2 separate regions of the Homo sapiens genome follow, and region 1 is linked to region 2. Evidence: chromatin loops called from intact Hi-C (ENCODE). Cell type or tissue: mammary epithelial cell. All regions are shown on one strand. Links, peaks and the distances in the headings refer to the core of each region. The heading gives the core; the rest is flanking DNA.

The links. Peaks named below come from ENCODE experiments on the same cell type or tissue, not always from the same donor. Only the 100,000 strongest peaks of a DNase experiment are listed, where the experiment ranks them.
Region 1: it touches region 2 in a loop (11-fold over the local background); 20 of 110 quality-filtered maps call a loop at or near these places.

What each region holds. Positions count from the first base shown.
Region 1 is chr14:59,414,589-59,429,932 of GRCh38, forward strand. No RefSeq gene overlaps it. Among named protein-coding and RNA genes, the nearest start is that of GPR135, 43 kb to the right of the region's middle. In mammary epithelial cell, for the core only: CTCF peaks have their summits at 8,096 (motif pointing left) and 10,884; no DNase peak of the experiment used is centred there.
Region 2 is chr14:59,119,703-59,135,046 of GRCh38, forward strand. No RefSeq gene overlaps it. Among named protein-coding and RNA genes, the nearest start is that of DAAM1, 61 kb to the right of the region's middle. In mammary epithelial cell, for the core only: CTCF peaks have their summits at 4,487 (motif pointing left) and 7,634 (motif pointing right); no DNase peak of the experiment used is centred there.

The sequences.
Region 1 (15,344 bases), core at 4,419-12,418, 300 kb after region 2:
TGACAAATGGGATCTAATGAAACTAAAGAGCTTCTGCACAGAAAAAGAAACTACCATCAGAGTGAATAGGCAACCTACAGAATGGGAGAAAATTTTTGCAATCTACTCATCTGACAAAGGGCTAACATCCAGAATCTACAAAGAACTCAAACAAATTTACAAGAAAAAAACAAGCAAGCCCATCAACAAGTGGGTGAAGGATATGAACAGACACTTCTCAAAAGAAGACATTTATGCAGCCAAAAGACACATGAAAAAATGCTCATCATCACTGGCCATCAGAGAAATGCAAATCAAAACCACAATGAGATACCATCTCACACCAGTTAGAATGGTGATCATTAAAAAGTCAGGAAACAACAGGTGCTGGAGAGGATGTGGAGAAATAGGAACACTTTTACACTGTTGGTGGGAGTGTAAACTGGTTCAACCATTGTGGAAGACAGTATGGCGATTCCTCAGGGATCCAGAATTAGAAATACCATTTGACCCAGCCATCCCATTACTGGGTATATACCCAAAGGATTATAAATCATGCTGCTATAAAGACACATGCATACATTTGTTTACTGCAGCACTATTCACAATAGCAAAGACCTGAAACCAACCCAAATGTCCAACAATGATAGACTGGATTAAGAAAATGTGGCACATACACAGCATGGAATACTATGCAGCCATAAAAATGATGAGTTCATGTCCTGTGTAAGGACATGGATGAAGCTGGAAACCATCATTCTCAGCAAACTATCACAAGGACAAAAAACCAAACATCGCATGTTCTCACTCATAGGTGGGAATTGAACAATGAGAACACTTGGACACAGGAAGGGGGACATCACACACCGGGGACTGTTGTGGGGTGGGCGGAGGGGGGAGGGATAGCATTAGGAGATATACCTAATGTAAATGACGAGTTAATGGGTGCAGCACGCCAACATGGCACATGTATACATATGCAACAAACCTGCATGTTGTGCACATGTACCCTAGAACTTAAAGTATAATAATAAAACAAAAAAAACTTATTGTCACCAAGTTGTAAATGTACAATGGCACATTTGCTTGTGTACATATTTAATGTTAGCAAATTTTATTATTGTCTATTCCATGCCTGTCAAAAGAGGTTTGTTCAATAATTTATTCTTTAGGTTTTTTGAATTTGAAGTTTATAAAATTTAAAGAGACCATTCCAAATTCAAAACTAAATCTAAAGAAGCTCACCAAAACAGATAAATCCCCTATTTCTCATACCATCCCTCTTTCGAAAGGCAAGAATCCAAATGTCTTTATGAAAAGAAGTAGAGGCTCAAATCTGATATGTGAACTTTTGGGCTTGAGATGCAATGTAATCCACTATTTAACAGCAGACACCTGTCCTCTCTTCTCAAAACCAGGTTTCTCTTTCTACTTTATTTTAATACATGAGCTAATGTCATCTGAAAATTGAAGGATTTCCAAATAGAGTCAGTTACATTAGGGATGGAGTGGTTGCCCATGTTCCAGCTGGGAGTCTTACAGCTCGGTGGCCATAGCAGATTGGAATACACATGTGACAACCTAGATGACTTCCTAATATCTTAATTTTTTGAATTTGACCAGTTACGTGTCTGTTGAACATGTATCACTATTATAAATGAGGCTCTGATGAATATTCTGAATGTAAATCTTCAATAGAATCTTTCCTTTAATAGAGTTTTTCCCTTGTGGCTCATTTCTAGAAATAGAATTCATAGTTTCTCACCATAGATTACCAAAATGCCTTCTGGAAAGGATCCTCCCAGTTTACACTCCCAGCAGTTGGGTGTGAGAGTTCCCTTCTACTAACCACGCCATCATCAATGTTGAGTAATATCAGGATTAAACAACTTTTAGGCACTTCTTTTTTTAAATGAGGGATCATCCAAGGTGTGACTTCGAAGAACCAAGGGAGGAGAGAGAAGATGGAGCTGTGGGCAGATCTCTGGAGTGCATCAGGAGCTGAGTTGGTGGCACCCTTCTACCAGGCACTGGCCTCCTGGCTGTCTGAGTCTCTCAGAGTCTTAGCAAGCCACATCCATGGCAAATCTGGTGGATCAGGCAAAACTACTCACCTGGTGGTGCCCCTCCTACACTTCCAGGCAGTTACTAAATCAGTGGCTCACACATGTTAGTATGCCTAAGAATGACCTGAGACAAGAATAGAAATTAAGATTCCTAGGTCCACCTAGAGATTCTGACTCAGTCAGCACAAGGTAGGGCAGCACAGAAATTTGCATTTTGATTAATAACCGCATATGAGTCCAACATAGGTGGCCTAGTACCTCACTTAGAGAAATAGTAAACTAAGGGAGGGGAAGAACACCTCCGGAGTGTCAACCTTATAAACCTAAACTTATTTTATTTCAGGAAATGACTCCAGTTGCTCTTTCCATGAGGAATCTACTCTGAATAGTTTCAGAATAGTATGACGATTCTTTTTTTCCATTTGGAAATGAACATCTGCACTTGGAGGCAGAACTCCTTGAATGATGTGCTGCTGCCATCAGCCTAGCTTTCAGTCTAGTGCTCGGGATGGATTCCTTTAGCTGAGCGTGACTCTAGTTTGTAAGGATGGTGCAGAGACAATAGCGCATTCTCTCTCTCTTCTCTCTCTCTCTTCTCTCTCTCTCTTCTCTCTCTCTTCTCTCTCTCTCTCTCTCTCTCTCTCTCTCTCCTCTCTCTCTCTCTCTCTCTCTCTCTCTCTCTCTCTCTCTCTCTAGGCTTATGGTTTGGTACTGTGTGCTGCTGAACATGCTGGCACAGAATGTTCCAACGCATATTCATTTGTCGTACAAAAGCAGCCCACACAGACTGCAGCTTGTCAAGTCAGAGACCATGTACCTACCTTTTGACATCCTGGCAAAGGTCCCCCAGGCTAGGTCTCTCCATCAAATGCAGCACTGAGAAGAGCTGGAGTCTGCATTAACATCAGCCTCCGCATTTGCCAGTTCCAATTACATCGAATCGTGTGCTTACAGGGGCCCTGTCAACATTGCTTAGATTTGAAGATCAAGTCCAAGGAAGGTACGAGTATGCAGTTGATCCACAAGGCAGGCCTTAACTTCAGGCAAAGTAGTTACCCAGTGTTACTGGCTGAATTGAAGCTCCCCTCCAAAATTTGTGTTAAAGTCCTCACCTTCAGTACCCCAGAATGTGACTGTGTTTTTGTGGAAACCGGTCCTTTAAAGAGATACTTAAGATTAAATGAGATGACTGGGGTGAGTCCTAATCCAGTATGATTGGCATCCTAATAAGGAGAGGAGATTAGGACACAGACACACACAGACCAAGGTATGACCATGTGAATACAGGAACAGAGAGAAGACATCCATGTACAAACCTAGGAGAGTGGCCTCAGAATGAAACCAGCCCTGCCAGCAGACAGGTCTTGAATTTGTATGCAGCCTCCAGAATTGTGAGAAAATGAATTTCTGCTGTTTAAGCCACCCAGTCTAAGGTACTTAGTTATTACAATCCTAGCAAACTAATATATCCACTATAGTATGATTTGAACCAATCTCTCTTCTCTGGGTGCCTAGAATTACTCCCATTAAAGAGAGTCGGTCTTTTGTCTCTGGCTATTCAATTTAATAGTATTTTACTTACTCTCTCTCTCTCTCTCTCTCTCACACACACACACACACACACACACACACACACACACCCCACACACACAAACACACTCTCTTACTCTCCTCCTGCTAGGCCAGGCAGCTGGTTTACTCACCTTTGTATTCTTAGGCTGCTTATCAAGATCTCAATCTAATAGAATTCACAAATATTTATTAACTTATTATTTGTCAGACATGCTAAGCAATAGAGATTTTAACAAATAAGATGTAATCCTTGTGTCTGAGGCATTCATCATCGTCTGGGGAGGAAGAATCATGCATAATTTCTGGGCTATGATGGAGATTGCTTTAGGAATATAGAGGTAGAGATGGCTAATTTTGCCTAAGGGAACTGAGAGGCTTCACAGAAAAGCAAGTTTAAAAGGATGAGTTGGAGGTTACCAGATGAAGAAGAGGGAAATTCCAACTAAAAGGAATAATATGTGCCAAAAGACAGAAGTATCAAACAAAGTATGTTTGGAAATGACGAGAACTTCAGTGGGGGAGAAACTCAAGCCGCCTTGTGCACCACCCTAAGAAGCAGATGGTAGGGCAGGATGAAACTTCCCTGCTGGGAGAACATTGGCCAGGAGGGCTCTCCAGGTTCCCCAGACTTTTTCAGCATCTCTGAAGCAAGTGGATGGTCCCGCAAACCAGATCCGCGCCAACCCCATTCCTATGTGTTGGCCTTTTTTATCTTTTCTTTCTTTTTTTTTTTTTTTTTTGAGACGGAGTTTCGCTCTTGTTGCCCAGGCTGGAGTGCAATGGCGCAATCTCGGCTCACCACAACCTCCGCCTACCAGGTTCAAGCGATTCTTCTGCCTCAGCCGCCCGAGGAGCTGGGATTATTGGCATGCACCACCACGCCCGGCTAATTTTTGTATTTTTAGTAGAGATGGGGTTTCTCCATGCTGGTCAGTCTGGTCTTGAACTCCCGACCTCAGGTGATCCACCCGCCTCAGCCTCCCAAAGTGTTGGGTTTTAAGAGAACCCAGGAAGCCCAGCTCAAGAGTCAAAGTCCCCCTCACCCACTCATGAGCAGCCAGGATTTCCAGGCCCTGCTTTCCCCTCTCGAGAGCTGGAAAGTAATCAAATGAAGGGATGAGGTTTAAGCTAGTCCCTAACATCTACTCAGGAGAACATAATATCTCGACTGCTGTCTTTGTGCCCAAGTTTCATTCAGCTTGTCAGAAATCTTGATAGTGTTCCTACTCCTGTGTGGTCACACCAGAATCTGTGTGTTTTGGCGAATAACTGATAGTCTTCCTATTTATAGACTGTTTCCTATATTATTCACTTATAGGGTTTCTGTGCTCCAATGTTCTGTCAAGTCCCAGCTGGCCAGGGTGTGTAATAGTCATTAACACCACAGCTGCTTGTTTTATAGTCTCCCTGTACAGCCCAGTTGTTAAGTGCTCTTAGATAAGTTTTAAACTGTTTGTGTTTAAAAAAAAAAAAAAAAAAAAAGTCTCTAGCTGAAAAAAGTGCTCATTTGGGCTAAGCGCCTTTCCAATTTAACACCAAAGCTAAAAATAAAAGTTCCCCTTTGTCCAAACAATAACATAGTCATTTTTGCCTTTTTAAGATACAGGAGAGTAAAAAAGATGTTGGAAAAAGTATTTCCTGACTGATCTAAACCAAAGTATAATCTTTGGTAAAAGTAAAATGTCCCAGGGAACTGAGCAAAAAACAAAATACCTTTTTCTTCCCACTTCTTCTGCTTCCTTAGCATCTGTTTTGAGGAGACAGTTTGATGGGTGCCTGCTCAAATGCTGACTTTCCTCTTTCAAGCAAAATTGTTAGCATCTTAGGTCACTGCTAACTAGCATAGCTCCTCATCTCATGGTAATCCTGGATATCATTTTGAATTGCTTTTGAAAAATAGCAACTTTATTAAGATATAGTTCCCATCCCATCTAATTTACTCATTTAAAATGTACAATTCGATGGCTTTTAGTACATTCACAAAACTGTGCCACCATCACCACAATCAATTTTAGAGCATTTGCATCAACTCCAAAAAGAATACCCATTAGCAGTCACTCCTCAATTTCCCCATTCCCCTTCCCTCCAGCCCTAGACAACCACCAATCTACTTCTGTGTCTATGGATTTGTCTATTCTGGACACTTCATGTAAATGAAATAATATGTCATTTTTTTGTGACTAGCTTCTTTCCCTTAGCATGTTTTCACAGTGTACCGACGTTGCAGTATGTATTAACATTTCATTCCTTTTTATTGCTGAATAATACCCCACTTTTGTTTATCCATTGTCAGTTAGTTGACATTTAGGTTGTTTCCACTTTTTGACTGTTATGAGTAATGCTGCACAAATTTTTGTGTGGACACGTGTTCTCATATGTTTCATATGGGGTAGACTTGCTGGGTCATATCATTTCGACTGTTTTTCAATGTTGAACAAGGATACCCCCAGATTTTACAACTGACGAACACAGGAAAATGTGTGGACTTAGAGAAGAGTCCATTTTGTGGACAACATTACTACCTAATTCTTTTGCTCAAAACAAAAACTGGGTAACAACCTATCACTTATAGAAGAAAAATCAATCAGTCAGCAATTGTGTCCATTGATTATCTAAGGAAGTCTCTATGTTATTCAGATGTACAAACCACAAAAACGAAGTATTTAATGTCAAAAGTCAATCTTTAGCAAGACACTCTCACCTCTTTTGTGTTATATTAATTGTTTAATTGCTAGATAGAATGCCATGGTTTTCAGGGAATACACAGACTGCAATACAGAGAGTGTTTGCCATTATTTTGACATTAATGCTGCACCTCATCTGTTTAAGAGACAATTTATTTCAACTCTGAGCATCTATTATTTGATTAGTGCAGGGGGTAAAAATATCACGCAAACATGGTTACTTTCCTTACAAAGACCACGATCCAGTGATGAGGATGAGACTAGACTAACTCACCAATCACTAATGCCAGGCACGCATTAGCGCGTGGCTACTCAGATGAAGGACAAAGCACCATCAGTTGGAGACATGAAGAGAGACCTCAAGGAAAAAGTGGCATTTGACATGAGTGTTGGCAGATAAGTAAGATTTTGATATATAAATGTATGTGGAGAGAACACTGGAAACTGAAAGAAAATAACATGAATAAAGGCAGATAAGCAAAGCAAAGTGTCTATATGGGTAGTTCAGATTTCACTTCCCTCAATACTGCTTACTAGCCATAATACTTATCTGAATTCTTACCTGTAATTTACCTGAATTCACCAAGTAGCTGTTTCCTCATTTTTAAATGGGTAAAATAATGCCATCATATGCTGTGAGGATTAAACAATAATATATTTTAAATGTTCATTACAGTGTTTAAGACATAGTAAATGCTCAATAAAAGTTAGTTTCAAGATAATTGGTTGGAATTCTAGGTAGATGTAAGAGAGTAGAAAGTAGGTTGGACCCATATTGCAGAGAACCTTGTGTGGGATGAGAAGTTGGAAATTCCACCGTAAGCAGTAAGGAATTACAGAGATTTTAGAGTAAGAAAGCGACCTCATTAGAGTTCCGCTGGACAGGAGCATATAGAATGGGATAAAATTGGATGAGTCTTCAGAAGGCCATGTAATTAGTCCTAGGGAAAGGTAATGAGGACCTGAGATAAGACAGGAAGTATAGAAATTAAAATGAGGAGTCACTTCAAAAGGCTTTATAAAGGTGGGTGATGCGGATATAGTGACTGCTTACATTTTGGAGGCAAAAGAGAAGGCAAACTTTTGAGCCTGCATAGCTGGGAGAGTAATAATGTCATTAGCCAGGAAGAATGAGCTAAGAGGAAAGATAATGAGATAATACTTTGGCTCTGAAGAATTTGGGGTACCTGTGAGGCATGTGTGTGAAGATGTCTGGTGGACAGAAAGGACAATAGAGCACGGAAGAAGGGTCCTGGCTAGAAACTCTGGAGTCACCCGCCAAGAACTATTGGTGGAAGCGAGGGGTGGGTGACACAGATCCTTACAGGAGCATTGAGACTGCTGTAAAGAGGAAGAGAACCAGGAACTGAGATGTGCATGAGACCAGTCCTGCGTGTCTGAAGAGGTTACCAAGAGGAAAGCCCTTCATAAACTGTCAAGTACTGCAGAGATTCAAGCTGATGAGAAGCAGAGGAATGAACAGCTGCTTTGGAGAAGGCCACAGGGAGCCCTTTCCTGAACCAACAGTACCACTGTGATTTTTGGATGGTTCTCATAACCAGTCAAATGGATTAATCACACTGCTAGTCCCTTGGGTAGGATGTGATGGCAAAGGAGTCATGAAGCCAAGCTTTTTTGACAAGAACATTTGCTCTTGAATGCTTCAAGTAACTTGCTGGTCATTCCAATGTTCTTGATTATGTCAACTGCTTTTTGAGTCTGTACGTTCAGCCATTTATCCAAATTAAGTAATGATCCCTGGGGGCTTCGATGGCAAGGCATTGGCATGGGAATCAATGGTGCCATCTACTGTCCTTTTCTTTGATAGAAACAACTTCGGGAATAAACTCCTTTTCTCCCATCACACATTTAGCATCTGGTCTTTTAAAGTATAAATAGTTCCACATTTTAAAGTTTTTAACCAGTCAAAGGATGGTTAGTAGCACTGGCCCCTAAGTGCTAGCAAGATTTTTCTGATATCTCCCCAGATGGTTATTTGGGAGGTCAGAACCTGAGGCCCAGAAGTCAGGGACCATAAGGGAAGGAGGTCACCATAAGGGAAGGAGGTTACAAGTGTCAGGCGCTGGCACCAGGCTTTCCAGGTGCCAGTACCTGACACTTGTAATCCCAGCGATTTCCCACAAGGGCTGTAAGACTTTGTTACTTTATCTCCAATTTTCAGACAAGGACTAAGAAAAGTTAACTAAGGTCAAATGCGAGCAAGTGGCTGAGCTAGAAGCTGAATCTTGATTTGCCTGACTCCTGTGTTTTTTCTACTAAGTAACTTCTGCCGGATTTGTGACAATTCTTGCAGACATTTACCCCGTAGTTCGCGAGCATCAATCCTCAGACTACAGCTAGTGGGGAAGCTGCACTTCATGGCATTGGATCTTTTATTTTTTTCTTAAACCATTTAGCACTTCAGCATTTATGCTAAATTCATCATGCCATGTGTTTTTCTGGATACATTTTATTTTCAAATGCTTCTATGATTGAATTAAAGAAATCAATTCCTATTTCAGTGTGACTATTTTTCCTATACTCTTCTTAGATGAATCTGTGACAAGAGAAGGGTTAAAAATCAATTTCATGTCAGTGAGCGGGTCATTGTTATTAGTACTTTTTAAGTACTTTGATATAACTTTGTTTTTTTGGAAGTGGGGTCTTGCTGTGTTTCCCAGACTGGAATGCAGTGTCATGATCATGACTCACTGCATCCTCGAACTCCTGGACTCAAGAGATCCTCCTGCCTCAGCCTCCTGAGTTGTTAGAATTACAGTCACCAGGCACTGTGCCCAGCTCTCTATATATTATTACAGAATATTATTTCATAAGCAAAATTGCAAACATAAAAAATTGAAAGTGCTTAGCAATAATAAAGCTCCATTCTAGAAATGTAGAAATTATTAAAAATTGTATATTTTAGTTATTCATGGATAATGCAAATATAACAGCCATTTTGTGCAAAATATATGATAAATCAGAGTAAACTTAAGAATGTCCATGTAAATTAATTTAATAGTTTTCATGCTTTCCCCAAATATGCTGAAAAGGTCTCACTTGCCCTAGGGAAGTACATACACATAAAGCATGCCTTAGTGAGGTCTGCAGTTTTGCTAAAATAAATCACTACTTTCCAACATTAAGGGGAAACAGTAATTTATAGGACTGCAGTGAATACAAGTTTTTTAAATTATGGTCTGTCCTAGGGGAAAACTACCCCTGTACAAATGTATTTACAAGAAAATAGTTGGAAAAGTTTGGAAGCCTGCGCACTGTGGCATAATCTTTTATTACCATAATTATTTGCCTAAGTTAAGGTGCTTATCAGACTTGATCTCAGCCCTAACAAAATTTGAAGTAGTAAAATAGCATTCAAGTAAGACCTACATCATTACAGCAATATCCCTGATTCTTCAGATTTGAGGAGCGCTAAAGTTTTCTGAGCTCTTTTATCATACTGCCTCTCCAATGAGGTTCCTTACCTAGAATAAATAAGAAATTAAAATATACTGATTTATAAGCCATTTGACAAGAGTAATTTGTAAATTAGGTTGGACCTAAGGATGAACTATGATGGTTTTATTGAGAAGATTACAACTAGTGTCCAGTCTCTGTAGGGAATTTTCTTCCCTCTAGCCAGAGCACATTTGAAAACTTTTCCTTTTATGGCTTTAGTTAAAGAAGAGAGTTGACCTCTACACAAACTCTCATGAGCACACATAGAGTTGTGTGGGGTTTTTCTTTTCTGTCACCCCCCATCACTTCATATTTTAGACAACCTAGGCCGAGGGTCCCCCATGTTCATCCCTTTCCTGCTGAGACCTAGGTCTCTTTGGAGCAGACTCCTTCCCTAGATTAATCCCATTGTCTGACTTTTCAACATCCCACAAAGGGCTGCTATGTCCTAATCAAACAAACAAACAAACAAAGAAAAAACACACATGGTTACATGGATTGGAGCCACTTAAAGTTCACGTTCTCGGACTTCTCCCCTCCCCTTGCCCTAGAGCTGTCCCATGGGATGCCCTTGGCAGCCTTCTCTTCCATCCTCTTCAAAGGCTCCACCTCCCTCAGACCCAACCACCTCCCTTCATCCCTATTCTCAACTGACAACTTCCCCGCTCACAAGCTAATCTACTCCTCACCCACCTTCATTCCTTTTTTTCCTTTCCTTTCATTCCAGGGGACAAGGCTACTCCTACCACTTCCCTCAGGAATCTTGTTCCATTAACTATTATCTCTCTGGTATTAATGTTCTATCTCTCCTTGATTGATTCTTTCCCTTAGCAGACACAGACCCTCTTGGATTTCCTGCCACCTCCCTGGTCCACATCTTGGGCTGACGGTCCTTAAATGTAGGTGGTCCCAGGCTGTTTTTGAAGCTCTCTTCTTTTATTACTCTCTATACTTTTCTTTGATATCCCCATATTTACCCTGTAACAGTCAGGATTCAGTCAGGAGATGGAACCACACCAGTTATGTTAACTGAGATAAATTAACATGAAGAATTGTTAACTATGTATAAAGTTGTTAACTAAGTAACCCAAAGAGTGAAAAGAAAACTCTAAGACATGGCAAAAGTAGCACCTGCAGGAAGCAACTCCACCTCTAGGGCTGAAAGGACAAAGGAAGAAGCTGGAATTACTAAAACCAGAATGTAGAAAAGAGACTGCCTAGTGAGGGACCCAGACCTTGGAAGAGGGGACATAGTTGGTCACTGCTAGTGTCTCTAAGCGGGGGTAAGAGGAAGCCGGTTTTGCAAGTGTTAAAAAAAAAACTACACACTGGCCCCAACAGCTGTTACTGGAATGATCTGCAACTGCTGGAGGGAAGCAGTGAGGTTGCAGGGAGACTCACATCCTGTCCTCCCTCCAGCCCTGCAGCTTCCCTCTATTAGCAGAGCCTAAGAAAAAGCCAAACGGTCAAGCAGAAATGAGGTTTGCAGAGTCCTAGCTCCAGCATCAGAAAGCATGTATGGAGAGCACATTTGGAAGAAAATATAAAAATGGGCACAACTCCACAGCCTCAAATATCACTGGAAGGGGCCGGGCACGGTGGCTCATGCCTGTAATCCCAGCACTTTGGGAGGCCGAGGCGGGTGGATCATTTGATGTCAGGAGTTCGAGACTAGCCTGGCCAACATGGTGAAACCCTGTCTCTACTAAAAATACAAATATTAGCCGGGTGTGTAATCCCAGCTACTCAAGAGGCTAAGGCAGGAGAATCACTTGAACCTGGGAGGTGGATGTTGCAGTGAGCCGAGATTGTGCCATTTCACTCCAGCCTGGGCAACAGAGCGAGACTCCGTCTCAAAGATAAATAAAAATAAATAAATAAATAAATAAATAAATAAAACCACTGGAGGATTCAACAATCTGTTTCCCTAGCCCAAGTTTCTCTCTTGAACTCCAGGCTTTTTTAACCAGCCTCCTGTTGGAATATTTCTTTGCATGCCCTATGGTTACTTCAGACTCATTATGTTCTAAATTGCTCTCATTACCTTTCTCTTTCCCAGCCTGTCCTCTTCTTCCACCCTGCTCTCTCCATGTGAATGAGTACCACCGTTATGTCTTTATGAAATGCATAAATGTTATTTCATCAGTACACCTCTGGCCTTTTGCGCTCAAATTGAATCAATCATTAGAGCCCTTTCACTTCCCTTAATATCTCTCAAATCAGTTCCCTCCTCTTCAGTCCCATTTCTACTCTCTTAGTCTCTACCCCCTGTCATTTCCTACCAGATTAAAACATCGTCTACTAACTGGTCTTGCTGTCTCACATTTTACTCTGCTGCCATACTCTGGGCTCTAATTTCCTGACAGTGATCCCCTATACAAGCAGAATGATCTTCCTTAAATGCAAATCTTGTCACCCTGCTCCCTGCCTAAAATCCTTTACGGGCTTCTCCCAATCTTCAAAATTCCTTTCTCTTTGGTATGACTTAGAAAGTTGTCCAGCTTTAATTCTAGCCTCTACTTCTGTCCCCACCCTCTTTCCTCATTTCAATCCAAATTCAATCATCTGAGCATACCGCACTACCTAGCTTTCTTCAGCCTTGCCATGTTCTTCATGGCCTCTGCATGTTTGTACATCCCCTTGCCTTTTCTGGGTTGATCTTCCTATTTCTCACTTCTGACCCTTCTTCCCCTTTCTAACTTTTTTCCACCCTTCAAGATTGAACACAAGTTTTAACTCCTAGGGGTATTTTCTCTGTCTCAGCCCTCATGCCCGCCCCTGGTCTGTCAGGGTCTCTCCCTTGAGCCCCCACACCCCTTCATGTTGGGCTTCTTGGGGCTATTCCTGAGTGGTTAGGAGTGAGAGTTCTGAAGCCAGACACTGTGTTCAATTTCCAGCACTTCATATTGCTGTACGTGTGACCTCGGGAAAGTTATTTAGCCATGCCACCCTCAATCCCTGCATATGTAAACCAGGGCTTATAATAATACCTTCTGATAGGTGGTTATGAAGATTAAATGAGAGATATGCAAAAGCCCAATTCCAGTTTTTGATCATTCTTTTCAAAGTGTCTCACATAATTCTCTGGCTACTGGTACATGTAGATTATTAAAACCAGGGCACAAATTGATAGTGCACTGCTTTATCACAACACTGCTGTTCTGCTAAAACCCTCAGCCACATTTATCTCAGAAGGGCCAGGACCAGATGGACACTATCATTGACTTGAGTCTATAATTATTTGGGGATGGGCTCAAGTCTTGCATTTTTGTTTTTTAAGATACTAGGGTCTTCCACTCTCTTTAGGAAAAAGAGCGAATGCTTTGCCAGCCCTATTATCCTCTGACTGGTGTTAAAGCGCATTTAGTGGGAATGTCATTAACTTTTTCATGGGAAAGATGAAATTGGCCAGCACCCTGTTTCTCCCTTCCAGTTTTGCTGTGCTCCTGGCTGTGCCTAGAGAGGGAAATCCAATGAAGCGTGAGGTCAGGCAGCCCAAGCTCTTCCCCAGGGTGCACTCAGCCAGCAGGCCTCGGTCCTACCTTGAGGCAAACACTCCTTCTAAATGTTTATTTATGCTTTTGAACCCAAGGTCCAATGGGAACATGAAACATATGATTCCAAAAGAGATTACCCCCCACGGATTTCTTCTACCACACACAGAGAAAAGGAAAACCATGTATAAGCCAATAGTTGGGAACTTCTCCAGAGAGCTTCTGACCGCCATGTATGAAGCCCTTAAATATAGCTGTGGGGAGAGCAATGCCCAGGGAAGGCACGTGGACAGAATGAAGGCGCAGGCGTGTATTTTGTTTTAATTTTCTTTTCACCAGACCTATCCTTGACTTTTCACAGATTTCCCCAGCCGAAGAATCAGGATGGATGATAACATGGGAGAAAAATGTTCCACTGTGGCCAATCTGTGTTCCTCCGGAGAGTCACTTATATGCACGTGGATGGGCAGCCGGGAGCCCTGGTTGGACCATGAAGCAGCTGGGGAGGTCAGGCTGCTCCCTGGGAGCTGGGATGGAGTGACCTCTGTCTTTTGGTTCTCTGGCTTTGGTCCCACAGCAGACTGTCACCTCAGATGGCCTCACTGAGTCAGAATGAGTTACTGGCAAGTTAGCAACAGTCAAGCTATATGATGTCCTCCTGTGTCCCCCTCTGAGAACACTGAGAGTCTGACACTCCTACTGCTAGGCTGTGAAAATGACTAAGAAAAATGTAGTAGGGATGGCTTTTTAAAAAGCATGACAAGTTTTTTAGCCTTGCTCAAAAAATACCTCTCCTTAAGGAAAAAAAGCAAGAGGACCTGAGCATAGGCGTGGGGGTGGGAGGGAGCTAAAATACTAATGTCTCTAGGGGAAGTTGCCTTCAAAGGAATATAGGACTGCAGGGTGACTCATGTTCCCTGGAAATGGTTTATGTTCTAATACTGAATCTGTAGAATCACAAAACCAGATTGTATGCAAGCATTTTGCACATGTTCATCATCATTGTTACATGTCACAAGTATATTACTTTTATAACAAAAGTCTTATAACCAAGTTGTGTCTTTACTTTTTATTCTTCCACACTGCAGCTCCCCCTGCCTGGCATGTAGAAGGATAATCAGAGTGCTGGTCCTGCATGAAAGGAAGCTATCACAAACTATTAATGAGAGATGTTTGAGCCATTTTAAAATTGGTGAGAGATAAAATTTTTATTTTTTAAAATTAGAGTCAGCTTGTAGTTATTCACTGTAAAGAAATAAAGAAAAACATATAAGCTTAAATAGTTGGCTTTCGAATATATTTTATATAAATATATTTGAGTGTATTTATTTCTACTTCTGAATATAGTTTTCATCTAGGATTTTGGGAAGCCAAGTAATTTCCTACAAACTAAATGAAGTACATTGACTTCATACCTTTAAAAAAAACCCAAAAAAGGGCCGAGCGCAGTGGCTCACACCTGTAATCCCAGCACTTTGGGAGGCCGAGGCGGGCGAATCACGAGGTCAGGAAATCGAGACCATCCTGGCTAACATGGTGAAACCCCGTCTCTACTAAAAATACAAAAAAATTAGCCGGGCATGGTGGCAGGCGCCTGTAGTCCCAGCTACTCGGGAGGCTGAGGCAGGAGAATGGCGTGAACCTGGGAGGCGGAGCTTGCAGTGAGCCGAGATCGTGCCACTGCACTCCAGCCTGGGCGACAGAGCGAGACTCCGTCTCAAAAAAAAAAAAAAAAAAAAAACCCAAAAACAAAACAAAGAACACTCTGTTTAAACGAAATTGCTCAGAAGCCCTATATGTAAAATAGGTATAAATGGAGCAGCTTTGGTTGAAGCAGAAATTACAGGCCTTAAGCCGAGCCCTCTTGGCTGTCATGTGCACCTCATAGCAACACAAAAGGTGCTCTGGAGACAGCAGTTTACATAAGAAAATGAACACACACAAAGATGTTCACCATCATTAGCCACTAGGGAAATTCAGATGAAAACCGCAATGAGATATCACTGCACACCTATCAGAATAGCTAAAATAAAAAAGGGTGATGATACAAATACTGGCAAAGATAGGGAGAAACTATGTCACTCGTGCAC
Region 2 (15,344 bases), core at 3,059-11,058:
AGCAAGTCAATCTTCAAACACTTACATGGACAAACTGTGGAAAAAAATGATGAAGGAAGTTGAAGAGAAATAACAAATAAATAAGGTTGTTGCTATGCTTAAAGTCCCTAGGAAAAAGTAAAAGAATTTTGAAGAAGTGAATTCCAAGTGTCTGGGCATTTCACCCAGAGCATGCTCCCAAAAGCAAAGGGGAAGATTATCTATGAAAATACTAAGCACTATCACAAATAATTGAAATCAGCACAAATTCCTGTCTCCTCTTTCCCTCCCTTGCAGTACCTGTGTCTGGGCTTTGGCCAGAGGCTATGCTTCCCAGCCTTTCAGAATGGCCACCTTGCAGACTGTAACCCTTTATAAGAAATAAGGTCTTCTTTCTAAATTTATAAGTTAAGTAATTGCTTTTCTGTTAACAGAATGGAATCCACTTCCAATTCGACCCTCTGTGGTTAGAAGTGGAGAGTGTACATGAGATTACACTGACTAAAATGGGAAAAAAAAAAAGAGCTAGCAACTTCTGTGTTTCTGTGGAACCCAAATGAACATTCATCATCAAGATCAGAGGTACCCGTGGTGTGAGACTTTAGTTCCAAAAGATATTGTAGGATCTCCACAGTCCCTAAGTTTCAGTGGCTCACCTGTTAAGCTCAATTCGAACCTGCACTCAGTAAATAAATTGGTCTGCAGCATAGTTATGCCAAAGAAGCAAATTGTCTTGATAAATAACTCATATTGTACAATCATTCAGAAATTGTGTAATCATATGCACAAAGTATCAATTTATTAAATCTGTACAGTTGAAAAACATTTCAAATAGGCAAAAAAACTTACTGTACACTTTAAATTATTTCCTCCATGAAGCGAAACGAAGAAAGAGACCATGCACTTTTTTAAGAGGGTTATGCTATTAACAGGGAAGACTAGATCATTTTAGGTCATATTAAAAGAAGGAAACAAAGGGTCTACTAGTGGCTCATATTAAATAGGGAAAGCAAGAAAACCAACATAGATGTCCCCTGTTTTGTGAAGCTTTTCTTTACTCTTTACTACAAGGTAGAATTAATGCTCCTTATTATCTACTTCTGCATCTTATAAATATATTTATTATTGCACATATCTCACTCTACTGTGATTATGTACTTACATATCTGTTCCCTTTACTGAACTGTAAGCTATTCAAGGACAGAGACACTTTGCACCGTTTGTACTCTCCATGTCTGTTCAGTCTGGAGCCTCTAGCTGCCTGATGAACTAACTATACTAAACTAAAGAAGGACTCTTCTTGTCCTTCCAGAGAATGTTACTGGCACAGGAATATTCTCAGCTTAAGTAAAGCATATGCATTTATTTTATTGACTGGAACTCTAAGACCTATGTAGAGGCAATGTCCAAAACACAGCCAAGTTCCCTGACAGTCTTTAAATCAAGAGTTCTCTGTTTTCAAAAATCTGTCCCAAACTCTTGCTGCCGTGCTCTGCAAACTCTTGGTGATTGCTTGATGATCTCCAGCTGTTTTCACTTCCAAGATTTTAACTTTTTCTTTTGTGGACCAAAATGCACTGAACAGCTTATAAGGAAATGGTATTTTGAGTGAAATTATTTCTTGTATTTACCTCCTAATTTTAGGTGGCCTTCAGCACCATCCACCCCAAACATAACCTGTCCTCTCTCCCACCATCCATGCACTAAGTACCTGTGAATTCCATCACTGCTGATTCCAATGGGACCCAGAATTCCTTCCTTATGTACTAGCTCAGCACATCCATTCATCGCAAGGCTTGTTGGCAATGTTGGTAACTCTGCTTTTCATCATATAACTTTGGTGCTGTATATCATTGGGCAGTTCATGAACTTGAATTTTCTATGAAAATACCACCGAAGAAGCACAGTCCATCAATTGTTTCATGGAAAAGCTAGCAAAAGAATTAGCCAAGGATGGCTTTGCCCAAGTCCCAATAACTCAATAGAAAACATTCTTTTTCCATGATAGAATGTCTACCTATCTTGATAAACTCATATTCTCTCTGCATATTCTTTGCCTTGGATGTTTAACAAAGTATCAACGCCTGGAGAAAAGAGCAGAAAGCTGGAAGCATGAGTCCAGGAGTTAGACTCAGCTTGGAACTTGCTCTGTAATCCGAGTCAAGTCACCTCCTTCTTCAGGTGTCATTGTGGATTTCACCACACAAGTACTGAGGCTAGGAAAACAAAAAGTATTAAACCTGTGCTAAAGGTACTTTTACATAGTGTCAAGGACGATGAATGGGTCTGAGAATTTTCCCAACTTGAAATCTAATAAGCTGGTCAGCCACAATGTCATGGATGCTGACAAAAAACATGAGATTCCTGGGTCAGAGGCAAACAGAGCAAGCAGCATGAGAGTCAGCATATTTGAATCAGCACCTCTTGCTCCTGAGCTGTACAGGAGTGACACACATGTACCCAGAAGGAAGCCTGAACACGGTTGCATTTTAGGATAGGAATTCTTGAGTTTAGGGAATCTGAATCTTTTCCAATGGGCAATAAGCATGCCTGCTCTAGGGGAAGACATTCTATGTGCCAAGGCTGTTTGCTATACAAACATCCTTGAAGAGACAGTCCAGAACAAATGGCAACCAATACTTTGCTCACAAAACATGCCGCAATGTGAGAGATCCTTTAAGAATTATCTCCCAAAATCTGGCAACCTGTATATATACAAAAGAGGCAAATTATACTTATATATCACTTTACTGGGAAAACTGTTTCCAGAAGATATACTTAATTATGGTCTTTCTTTAGAATTTAAATTTAATGCAAATAATAACAAGCTTTCCCAGTAAACATCTCACTTTATAAATGGAGGCTTATTCTCTCAAATGCCAAGCAATAATATTGTATTTAATTAATGGGGTATCATGCTTATTAGAACCTATCATTATTTGAGACTCCAATATGGACCAGATACTGTGCTAGTTTTGTGATTGATCTGTATTATTACATTTTATGTTAAAAAATTACTGCAAATTAGACATTATTTTACAAGTGTTGGAAACTGAAGCTAAATGATCAACATCTAGGTACATTTGCTTCCTAAAGCCATGCTTTTTCTACTAACCTGTGTGGTTGGCATGGTAGCCAACAAATAACACATGGAAATTGAAGTGGCCTGAAACCTAAGTCGTAGTCATTGACAACTAAGGTTTACTGAGTGCTGCCTGAACTCAGTCATTCTCATTTTCTAAGCCAGCGCATCAATCTCATGTGTATGGGAGATACCTGAGGAGTAGGTGAAGACGCAGATTCTTAAGCTTCAGCCCAGAAGATTCTAGTTCAAATGATCTTTGTTGAGGCCCAATAATTTCTATTTTAAACAAACTCTTGAAAATATTTTAAATGCTGGTGGTCCTTAAAACTCATCTGAAGAACACTAGGAAAGAATAAAATCTATAAAAAGAACGATATAAGAGCAGTGACAAGGTGGCCACTCTAGAGCAGATTTATAGTTTTACAAAATGTAGGGGTGCCAGTTAATTTGAAGAGCTACTATAGAAGCTAATCAGAAAGAGAAATTTAAACAACAACAAAAATAGAAACACACATTATTATCAACCAAATGTGGGACTGGATTATGAAAAATACAGGGGAAGATAATATCCAAAATATATAGATATAGAAGTGACCTGGTTTGTTATTTTATTATTTAAATTAAGAATTCTAGATCCCAATCTTTTCATAAAGATTTATTTCTTACTTCCCAAAGATTTTATGAGAAATAGAGCAGACCAGCATGCAGGGAAATGCCATGAAATTTGCAACCTCTGTGAGCCTCAGAAAAATGGGAATAATAAATTTGGCTTTGTAGGGGTCTTATAAAGATTAAAATTATTTTTCAAGTATCTAATATAGTATCTAGCACACTGTAGGCACTCATTAAATGTAGTGGAGGTATGCGCTTTTCTTCTGTTTTTCCACCAAAGTCACAAATGAGTGAGAAAGCAACAATTGCTAAGTCAATCCTGAGTCAAGCTTGGCACCAAGGCTGATTGTGAAAGGTTCTTGTCCTGCTTCCAGCGCCTGATTTGAGATCTGAAGCAGGAAGGGGATGCTGAGAGCAGTCTTGCATTCTAAAGGTGAAGGGTTTCCGCCAGAGGGTAGAACTTTGCTTTTCATGGATACTATGTCATCATGTACTAAAGTTTGGTATATTCTTCAGGTTTGTCTCTAATAGATGTGAATACAAATCAGTGATATTTAATGATTTCATATGTATTTTGTTCAATAGCTAAATCTAATTCTCAAGGATTAAGTAATTTTAAATGAAGGATATAAGATACGATATAAGAAAAAAGAAAGGTTGCAGTATATATTGGGTTGATATCTAAAGCTTGTCATTCCCTGTCTGAAAGCTGCAATATATAATCCATTTGCTTTTTCATTTCCAGTGTTCAAATTCTATCTTCAGCATAGTGAGCCCAAACAAAACCAATTCCTTTCATGCCCTCTACTGGATATTTGAAGTTAAACGTCAATAACACTGCAAAGTAACCAAAATAATGATACACATAATATCCAGAATGTTCTTTTATAGCCTCTTTAAATAAAAATTCGTTTACATTGGTTCACTGGTATCAGATTTCCTTTTTCTGCCTAAAATGCAAATTTCAGAGTCACTTCTTCGTATTATATGGAAATTATTTGTTGAGGGAAAAGGAGTGAATAAACGTAGTTTGTATAACTGACACCTTTGAGGTGTCTCAAAGGAACAGCGGTGTCATTGGCTGCTGTGATATTTAAGCTTCCTTTTTGTTTCTGTCCTGGTTCAATAGTAAAATCTACCAGCAGTTGAAATCTGTATTAGAAGGGTGGGATGGTAGAGCCCACAACTGAAAAAATTCTCCATATTAGCTGTTTCCATCAGACAAAACCCATCAGAAGGAGGGCAAAGAAGTTCTTTGCTTGGTGACCTGGCTGTCTATAGCCATCTTTGCATCCACTTTAAGGGTGTCTGGAAAGATGTCCCCTTGCTCCCAATTCAGCTCACCTACCCTCTCCCAGGGCTTTGTTTTACTCAGCAGTGCCATACCAATTATTAAATTTGTAAAATTTCCATAGCAGTTGTTACGTGGCCACTGCCCTTAGCTACCGTCTGCCACTCACCATGCCTTGACTTTCCCACAATCAAGAAATTGAAAGGTCAAATCCGGGTCTACTCACTCCAGGAAATTTCCTGATCCAATCCACCCAGACACCTAGATCCTTCAGGCCCTACACAGGCCTAAATGGGTGTAGTCCTGTCTATGTCAATCTGGCCTGAAACATCAGCACCAGAGATGTTACTGCAGAGCTACACGTCAGCAGGACCAAGGAAGAAAGGAGGTCCCATGTTTTTCTCTCTACGTAGCAATAATAGGTAAGATTTATGGAGAACATATTACATGCCAGCTATAATACGCATTGTTTCATTCACTCTATAACGGCTCTATTTTACAGATGAGTAAACAGAAACATCTGATAACTTCCACCTAGTGCATGGAGAGCTAGAATTTGAAGTAGGGCTGACCAATACCAAAGCCTGATGTCTAGTGAAATTCACACAATGCTGCAAATCTGAAGACTCTGCAGCAGATTTTGTAGGTACTTTCAGCAGAGGAGTTTCAGAAATGCTTTGCACAAACACAGGTTCACCAAGTGAGTGATCACACGGGAAGACCACGTGGGAAGGTGGGTAGTCTCAGTCACTCTCAGTTGCACCCTTTACTTCAGGGAGGGCAAGGGAACAAAACTTCGGATTACCAATGATGTAACTCCCATAAAAACCAAGTAAGAAAAGTCCCCCAGACTTCTCCTTCAGCTTGTTACTTAATATTGGGTGTTGAAGGATCTTTGGGGATGGGAGGAGGAACAATCATGATTCTCATGCAAATATAAAACATGCTTATGTCAAACTTTCATTTAACTCATTAATTAAATGAGGTAACAGGTAAAATAATAGTAGAAGCTAATAACTCAACATGAAATCCCATAGCTCAATTGCATGGTGATTGAGAGAATAAGACTTCATTAACAACAGGTTCAGAGAAAGCCAAAAAGCAGAGACATTTATAGATCAGGAAGAGTGAAATGGATTTGCAAATGGAAACAAAATTGGTGCTTTTGTGTGTGTGGACAGGGAGGAGTCAATTAACTTTCCACTGGACAGAATTTATTTATATGCCTATGGGCATATTTGCATTGCTATCAGTTTTGTACAAGTTAACTTTGATCCCTACAAAATTATAAAATAGCCTAGTCAAAGACAAAGGTGCATATTTGGATAGGAACATAATCCCCAGTGGTTATAGCATTACCTGGAACATTACCTTGAAAAAACATTAATCCTGATCAATCTTGTTTTGTTTATTCCAATGTCTTTTTTTTTTTTTTTTTTTTTTTTTTTTTGGAGACGGAGTCTCCCTTTGTCACCCAAGCAATTGTTCGTGCAGTGGCAAGATCTCAGCTCACTGCAACCTCCATCTCCCGAGTTCTAAATGATTCTCCTGTCTCAGCCTCCAAGTAGCTGGGATTACAAGCGTGTGCCACCACACCCAGCTAATTTTGTTTCCTAACATGGATCAAGTGGTGAAAAAAATCAATAGAACTAATTCTTTAGCACTGACCTACGTTTATGAGCAGTTGCCGTAGGGTTTGGATTGGGGAATGAGCAAGAAAGATTAGGAAAATTAAAATTTACTCTCTCCAGCCTCATTCTCAGGAGAGTATTTCAGAGATGAAATATAAAAGCAAAGATCTGTAATCCCAGCACTTTGGGAGGCTGAGGTGGGCAGATCACCTGAGGTCAGGAGTTGACCAGCCTGGCCAACATGGTGAGACCCTGTCTCTACTAAAAATACAAAAAATTAGCCAGGCGTGGTGGCATGGACCTGTAATCCCAGCTACTCTGGAGGCTGAGGCAGGCAAATTGCTTGATCCCAGTAGGTGGTTACAGTGAGCCGAGATTGCGCCACTGCACTCCAGCCTGGGTGACACAGTGAGACTACGTCCCAAAAAAAAAAAAAGCAAAGATATGTTCTCATTTATTAATTAATGTAACTAGTTCTTATTGACACCTACTATATGCCCCACTCTAGAAAACTGTGGGTCTACATGGGTTTCCAGTGAACTAGTCACGTAACCATGACTACAAACATTTAACACCAAACAAGATAAACTACCAATCCAAAAATGCAGGGTGGAAAATTCTGTTCACCTGTTCATCACTTAGGCAGTTTACTCACCCATTTGTTTTTTCATGGCTGACACAACATGTCTGTGAATTTTTCCCCACACTCTTGCTCCAACTACTCCCATCATCCCCAGCTCTAAGGCTGGAGCATTCCTGGTCATTTGAAGGTCTATTAGAATAACCCAGTAAAGTAGTTAAGTCTTAAAGATAATATCACATCACAGTAGGCCTGGGATAAGATTTTCTCTGATAGCAAAATCATAACCCTTTCCAAAAAAAAGTACAAGCTGGAGGCCTTCTTTCCAGACCTTTGATCTTCAGCCTTATTATCGAAGATTTTATTTAGACTTGGTTTTATTAATGTAAACGTGGGTGAGCCAGGGTGCCAATGGTGGGCAGAGAGAAAGATGACATGTATCTACCAGAAGGTGGCAGTGTTGTTTCTCCAAACATCTCACAGGTCAGACAGGCTCTAGAATGTCAGGATTAAAAACTAGGTGAGGTTATTTCTTGACCCATTCTATAATTAATTCACACATACCATTTACAATTAACAATATGGTCTCAATCTACTGCAAGATTCATATCAAATAATTCCCAAAATATACACAGAGGTAAAACGTCATCAAAATAATTTTCTTTTAAAGTATAATATGAGTTGACAGAAATGTATTGATCATCACTTTGTGCAAGTTTTCCTGCTGAAGTTCTATGTAGAAGACAAATGGAAATAAAGGACCTAAGCCTTTAAGGAATTTGGGATATACCTGGGAAGAAAAACTATATTCATAAAATCATCAGAATGTCTCTCATTTGAAATTCCTGGCCCCAATCTAATTAGGTGCTTCTAGATCTTTCCTCCTCTTAGACACTAAACTAGTCAATTCCCATCTAACCCTTAGGTCTCTATTCATCCTTAGCCTATCATGGACATGCTTTATTTACCCCTTTCACTTCTTTGACTTGAAGTATCTCAGCACTTTACATTTCTGGCGCTGGAAGGCAAAGAAAACAAGTCTTGAGGTAGCCCTTTCCCAGCGGAAACCAGGGGGACATTTCTCAACCCTTCTTCCCTGAGAGCCAAATAGTTCTGAACTCTGAGATCTTGGTAGGATGCCTGACTTGAGCCTTGCAATTCTCCCAAGGCTTACTAGACAATGTGACATTTCCCACAGAAACCCCAGCAGCCTATCTACATTGAACAAAATTTTGTAGCCAACCTTTTTTTTTTTTTTTTTTTTTTTTGGGATGGAGTCTTGCTCTGTCGCCCAGGCTGGAGTGCAGTGGCGCGATCTTGGCTCACTGCAAGCTCTGCCTTCGGGGTTCAAGCCATTCTCCTGCCTCAGCCTCCCTAGTAGCTGGGACTACAGGTGTCCGCCACCACGCCTGGCTAATTTTTTTGTATTTTTAGTAGAGACGGGGTTTCACTGTGTTAGCCAGGATAGTCTCGATCTCCTGACCTCATGATCCGCCTGCTTCGGCCTCCCAAAGTGCTGGGATTACAGGCGTGAGCCACCGTGCCCGGCCAGTAGCCAATATTAAAAAAAAAAAAAAAAAAAGAATAAAAAGGCTTATATTGCTTATATTCCCCACAACTTTAACCATTTCACAACTACATTTTAGTATGTTTACTAATATGTTATAAAAAAGAAGGGTTAGTATTCTTTATATTCTCCTCAGCTTGCCTAAACAACAACAACAACAATAATAATAGTAATCAGTAGTCTATTGTAGGGTCTTTTTCTCTATCATGCAAGGGTTCTTGTTTGGTTGTGATTAAATGAAAGTCACTGTATGAACACCACGTCTATATTACTACCATGACTCAGAAAGCTCATTAACTGAATATCTCTGACACAATTTTACATATCTCTGGAAATGACATAGTGGGGATAGGAGGAGTGGTTAGTTGTGCATTAGTCTATTTTACCACATTTACAGACAAAACAAATACTAGAGTCAGCTTACATCTACTGCTTTCTCTTCTCTCCACCATCTCTCAGATTTTAGGTTGTTTTATTAAAGTTCATTGCTGAGAACACAAAGGCTGATGCCACAGAGGGGAAAACGCCAGATCCACCACCGAACAGCTAAAGCCATATGCGCCTGCTCCATGAATGCCCATTTTTCATCTTTAGTGGGCTTCAAAGTTAAATAGCACAGACAACACAAAGGAAAATATGACCGCAGCAAAAGACAGAAACTACACTGTGGCTACAATTAAATCTTCATACCAATCATGCATTTTTAATGTGAACGTTTATGGAAATTGTCTCTTGATGTTTAGGTGGTGTTTTTCATCATTGGTTATTTATGATGCTTTGATCCTGGAAACATGAGCTAAATGAGAAAGCCAGAGAAAGGGATTCACTTAACAACGGATAACCTTGTTGTATCATAAATTACAAGAAGAAAGCCAATCATCTTTCAAGCTGCATCATCATAAACAAACTTAAAAGAAGAAGCTACCAGGATTCATGGCAACTTTTTTGCTTCCCAACCTGGAATTCCCCAGTATGTGCTGTCTGACTGGTTTCTGTTCTCTAGTAGGGATAGATCCTTTGCCATGTTGATTAGCTTAATTGTGCCATTTTATTATTTGGGATGTGAACATAGAAAAAAATTTTTCAATAAAATCGAAGAATTAATAGTTAAATGCCTTCAGCCAAGTAGAAATAGTTTAAGGGAGAGGGAGGTGATGGATATTAACATAAAATTAGGTCTGAGAGTAGAAAAAAAGAAAGGGCCTGAGAACCCCAGGAGCGAAGCTGGCTCTGAGCCTGTTCAGTTCTTCAGTGTTGATTCAGGTCTCTCAAAGTTAGACCTACAGAGGGGTCTTTATTCTGAAATATGAATGTGATATTCCTAGGAGAATATTATAAATCTGCAGTGGACGTTGTCCTGGGATTAAGCTTCTTCAAACAAATTCACCCATGTGAAAGTAACTGAACCCACATGCTGAGCCTCAAGGCGAGACCACCATTTATTTGATTGTACCTCTCCCAAATTATGTGTCTGGCCAGGCACGGTGGCTCACGCCTGTAATCCCAGCACTTTGGGAGGCCGAGGCGGGTGGATCATGAGGTCAGGAGATTGAGACCATCCTGGCTAACACGGTGAAACCCCGTCTCTATTAAAAATACAAAAAAATTAGCCGGGCGTGGTGGTGGACACCTGTAGTCCCAGCTACTCAGGAGGCTGAGGCAGGAGAATGGCGTGAACCCGGGAGGCGGAGCTTGCAGTGAGCCGAGATCGCGCCACTGCACTCCAGCCTGGGTGACAGAGCAAGATTCCGTCTCAAAAAAAAAAAAAAAAAATTATGTGCCCTTGGATGATTGCTTAGGACACATATTGATATCAATATGCTTAGGACACATATCATCCAAGAAATTCTGCCATTTTCAGAAAAGCTAATTGATGTTTGGCTCTGTGTCCTGGAAAAAAATGGATTAATCCCCACTTCACACTAGGGATAATCTCTAAAAATATTATAAACATATTGAAGATGCCTGGAGTAAATAGAAAAGCTAGGAACTTGTGAGGCAGCTTATTTCCGTATCAGGAGGAGATCCCGTGACCATTCACATGTCTAAAGGAAACTTTCCAAGTTTTGCTTTTACAAAGCCAAGAAATTTTGCACCCCATGGTAAATAAAGTGCAACAAACAAGGTAAAAGAACTGTCTTAAGTGGTCTCATCAACTAGTTACCCACCAGGGATGACGGCTCCTGGCTTCCCTCCAGCCTGTGAACAAAGCCAGACCTCCCAGATCCCGGGCCCTGCTGACGTCTACCTTTTCTTAAGTCCATTCTTTAAGCAGCATCTTCCTGCCTATCAGGCCTGGGCACCCTCCGAGGTAATGCGGAGAGCCGGAAGAGAGCTCTACAGAAAGGGGTGAAATCATTCATGGAATCTGCAGGAATTGGCATATTTTCTGAAATGGTTCCATGCATGACTTTATCACACATATTAGCTGCCCTGGCCCAAAAGGCAGGATCGTTGTCAAGACGAGATATTCAGTTCACTGCAGAGGATGAGGACTCTAATAATAACAGTTAAAACCATTTCTGGAAGGATTCTATAATAACACACTTAGCTAACCACCTTTGAATCCACATACATAACATAAATAAGTGGAACTTTTTAAAAATGAAATAAAGTCACAGTTATTTCTTATTCTGAGTTGTGTTACATGATCCTGTTCACCTTGTGAAAAATCGTCAAGCTCTCCACTTAAAAGTGTGTGCATTTCCATATACTTCAGTAAAATGTTTCCTTTTAAAAAAAAAAGGCAGAGGATTGCTTTAGATATGTTATCATCAAATTATGATCTGTAGGGCAAATCCTGCCACCTACTGCTTTTGATGACCTGTGATCTACAAATGGTTTGTATATTTTTTAATGGCTGGAAAAAATTAGAAACATATTTCATGGCACTTGAAAATTATATGAATTTATTGAAACACACTTACATTCGTTCCTTTACATATTGTCTAGGGCTGTTTTTGTGCTACAACACCACAGTTAAGCAGCTGCAACAGAGACGGTATGGGCTGCAAAGCTTAAAATATTTATATTATTATATGTTATTTATAAATATAAATATTTGTATTCATATCTGTCCCTTTACAGAAAATGTTTGCTCACCCTTGTTCTAAATTAAAGGGCAAAAGTTATAGGACAACCATATGCAGTGCATGATTCTTGATGGTCCTAGATCAGAAAAAAAAAAAATCTATAAAGAACATTTTTGGAAACAATTTGGGAAATGCAAATATGTTTTGTATAAAAGACAGTACATTTATAACAATGTTAAATTTCCTGGTGTGATAACAGTATTGTGGCTATGTGAGAGGATGTCCTTGCTCTTAGGAGATACATACTCAAGTATGTAGAACAGGAAGAGTCTAATATTTGCAACTTACTTACAAATGATTGGGGGAATATATACAAAGAGTGCACAAATGTATCACAAATGTGATAAAATGTCAACAGTCAATAAATGTAGGTAAAGGATATAAGGGTTTTTATCCTCCTATTCTTTCAGCATTTCTGGAGGTTTGCAAGTTTCCAAAATAAAAATAAATACAACCATAAAAACGATCATTTAAAAAGAACTCACCAGTCAGGATGTAAATGATTGATCAGTGGCACATGCTGAGGGTCAATTAGTTAATACAAGTGGTTTGAGGTTTGCATCTAAACCTCTTCAGCAGTTGTATTTTGGGGGTTGTCATCTATCAGCCCACAGTTCTCATCCTTGTGGCTTTTCTGAATTCTCCTTTCTGTTTTTTCTGAGCTGATTCCAGACGGCGAGGGGCTTACCAAAGATTTACTTGTTATTTGATCTCCACATTTGTAGCAAATATGATAGTCAGTGTTTATCCTGTCTTTCAAGAAACTTTTTTTTTAATTACCCACATACAATGTGTTTTTTTTGTTTTTCCTAGTGGGTCATAGAAATCCATCATTAAGTGTCATTTTGCCTTTTAAGAATTATTTAATTCCTTGAAGATTTATTATCTCTTTAATCAGAGCAGATTCTTAACACACCAGTAATGACCAGTAATGTACCAGTAATTACACACCATTTTCAACCTATATTTCATCTGTGTATTTTTATGGGAGTTTCTTTTCTAAATTATGCTTTTGTCTGTGGGCAGTAGTTTTGCGGTTTAGGAACCAGCTGATATACAGTTTATCTTGAAAGGCTACATATGGATCTGCAAGGGCTTTGAAATTCCATTCAGAAGCACTTGCAGGCAGGGACCATAATGTATTGCTGATTCTGGAATGCAGTAAATGTAATTGTCACTCTTCGGGACCAGTCCCTTGACTTCCATGTCAGGTTGGCTCATTGTAATATAAAATCCATTTTATCACATTTATTTTGTCTCAGATTGTCAAGCAGAGGCTGTGCAGGTTGTGGATTCTCAAGGAAAAGAAAACAGCATTTGTTTTATTAATAGAGTTGATGGTTTCTTCAAAGCAAAAATGTAGATCAGAAACAAATTATGCTTTGCCCACTGGCTGAGATTTAAAATATCTCTCCAACTGTCACAGAAAAGAACTAGACTTAATTCAATGTAAAATGCATGAACCAGTTTCTAAAAATAAAATTGGAAGCACTTTAGTTGCTATAAACTTCATTCCAGGAAAGTGAGTTATATGAGTATTTTATATTGTTTTATGGGACTTGGAGATTAAAATGATTTTTGGTTGACATCGTGTCGGCTTCCTATTTGAATCAGTCCAGAATGAAGCTGAATAGAATTATAGGGGAAAAAATGAATGACCATTACTGGCAGTAAAACAACCAGGCTTTGCCAATAACATTTTAAACACATATACATACACTTTACACCCCCTCCAAATTTTTTATTGGTTATGTCCACATAGACTGAAAGTTCTACACCAGTGGTTCCTCTCAAAGCTCATTCCTGATGACTGAAACTGTTTTATGGCGTGGTCAGCTCCACAGTTTGGAGGAAGGGGGCAGTAATCATCTCTCTGTGACCCTCATATCCCCAAACTCCCATTCAAAGTCAGCAATAGGTAGTATTAACTTCTTCCTCTGCAAAGATTAAGCTCTGATGGAAATGAAATATTTGGTGAGCCCTGAACAGGGCTTTCGCAAAAGGAAGTGCAAAAGTTAAACAATCAGTCATAGGTAGTGGAATAATAGTTTATATATTTTTTCTTCTTGGCAAGTTCTTTTTATTGTCCAGTACTTCTGTCGTTTCTACCGAACCTTAACGCTAGGGCTTATTATCCCAATGAAGAAGGAACACCAAAAATCCCAGCATGAACGAAAGAATCGAATAATGGGCTCGAAAGCCTATGTTGAGTTCCAAAATAGGTTTTAGGCCTATGGCAGAGACAGATTTGAAGGAGGTTGGGGGAAGGTTTCTTAAGCTCCAGAAGGAAAAATACATGAAGCACTCAGAACATAGTGTTTTACAACAAAGTCTAATCTCTGATTGCAAAAGAACTCGTCCCAAAATATAGAGAGATGATAAGAAGACTTGAGGGAGGGAGCTGGAGAGAACATGGGGAGTCAACCAGCTAAAGGGAGTTAGTGATGTGGTCTCTGTAAGAGGGTTCCACATGCTGCTCCCTCTGGGTCCAAAACCCTAGAAAAGAAGGGATGATGGAAACCTTCAGGAAGATGCAGGAAGACAAGACAGCAGAGGACTTTGTGTCTGAATTGCTGGGAGGAAGCTGCCTTCCAGGGCACCCCATGCCAACATGGAGTAGCTGCACTAAAATGGAAAGGATGAGTCAGGTTCAAGGAGAAAGGAGATGAGACCCCACCTCATACACAGATGCCACCTTGAAGGAGCCCCTGCAAGTGATCAGGGACTTGAGTGAGCACAGAGCGAACTAAAATATCAACTTGCAGAAGAGAAAGGGAGATTCTCACAGTAGAGGCTGTGGGATGGGCAGCCACAGTCAGAGTTGAGACGGAAAAATTTTGCTGAGTTTCAGAAGCTAGACAGCCACCGGCCAATGTTGAGGCAGGAACTATGGGAAAGCAACAGGGGAGACGCCAAAACCCAGCAGAGCAATGGTCCTGCAGTGAGCCTGTTGTGAGAACAGGCTTTGAGTGACAGCAACAGTGAATGCCAGTGGAGAAGTAATTGCAGATCAAAGGTTTCTCTGAGAATGTCAAGGTTATGCATAAGTCCTCCAGAGCCTCTGACCACTCCCAGGGAGATGGGAAGGAAAAGGAAGATGAGGTGAAACAAAATGACTAGGTACCCCCAAAGAGACTGAGTTTAAGGTAAATGCAGTGGTTCTCAACCAAGGACAATTTTACACCTCCAGGGACATTTGATATGATCTGGAGACATTTTGTCGTTGGCACAACTAGGAAGGGCAGGAGGCTGCTGGCATCTTATGAGTGGAGGCCAGGGATGCCGCTAAACATCCCAAAACATGTGGGACAACCTTCACAACAAAGAATTATCCTGTCCAAAATGTGAAGAGTGTTGAGGTTGAGAAACCCTGAGCCAAAGTAACTGAGTTACTACTGTCGGCAGAAATGAGACTATGAGAAATGTTTTAAAAAGAAATTTACACTTTTGCACACCCAAATTCCTATAACTGAACACACACACACACACACAATAATACAAAGATGG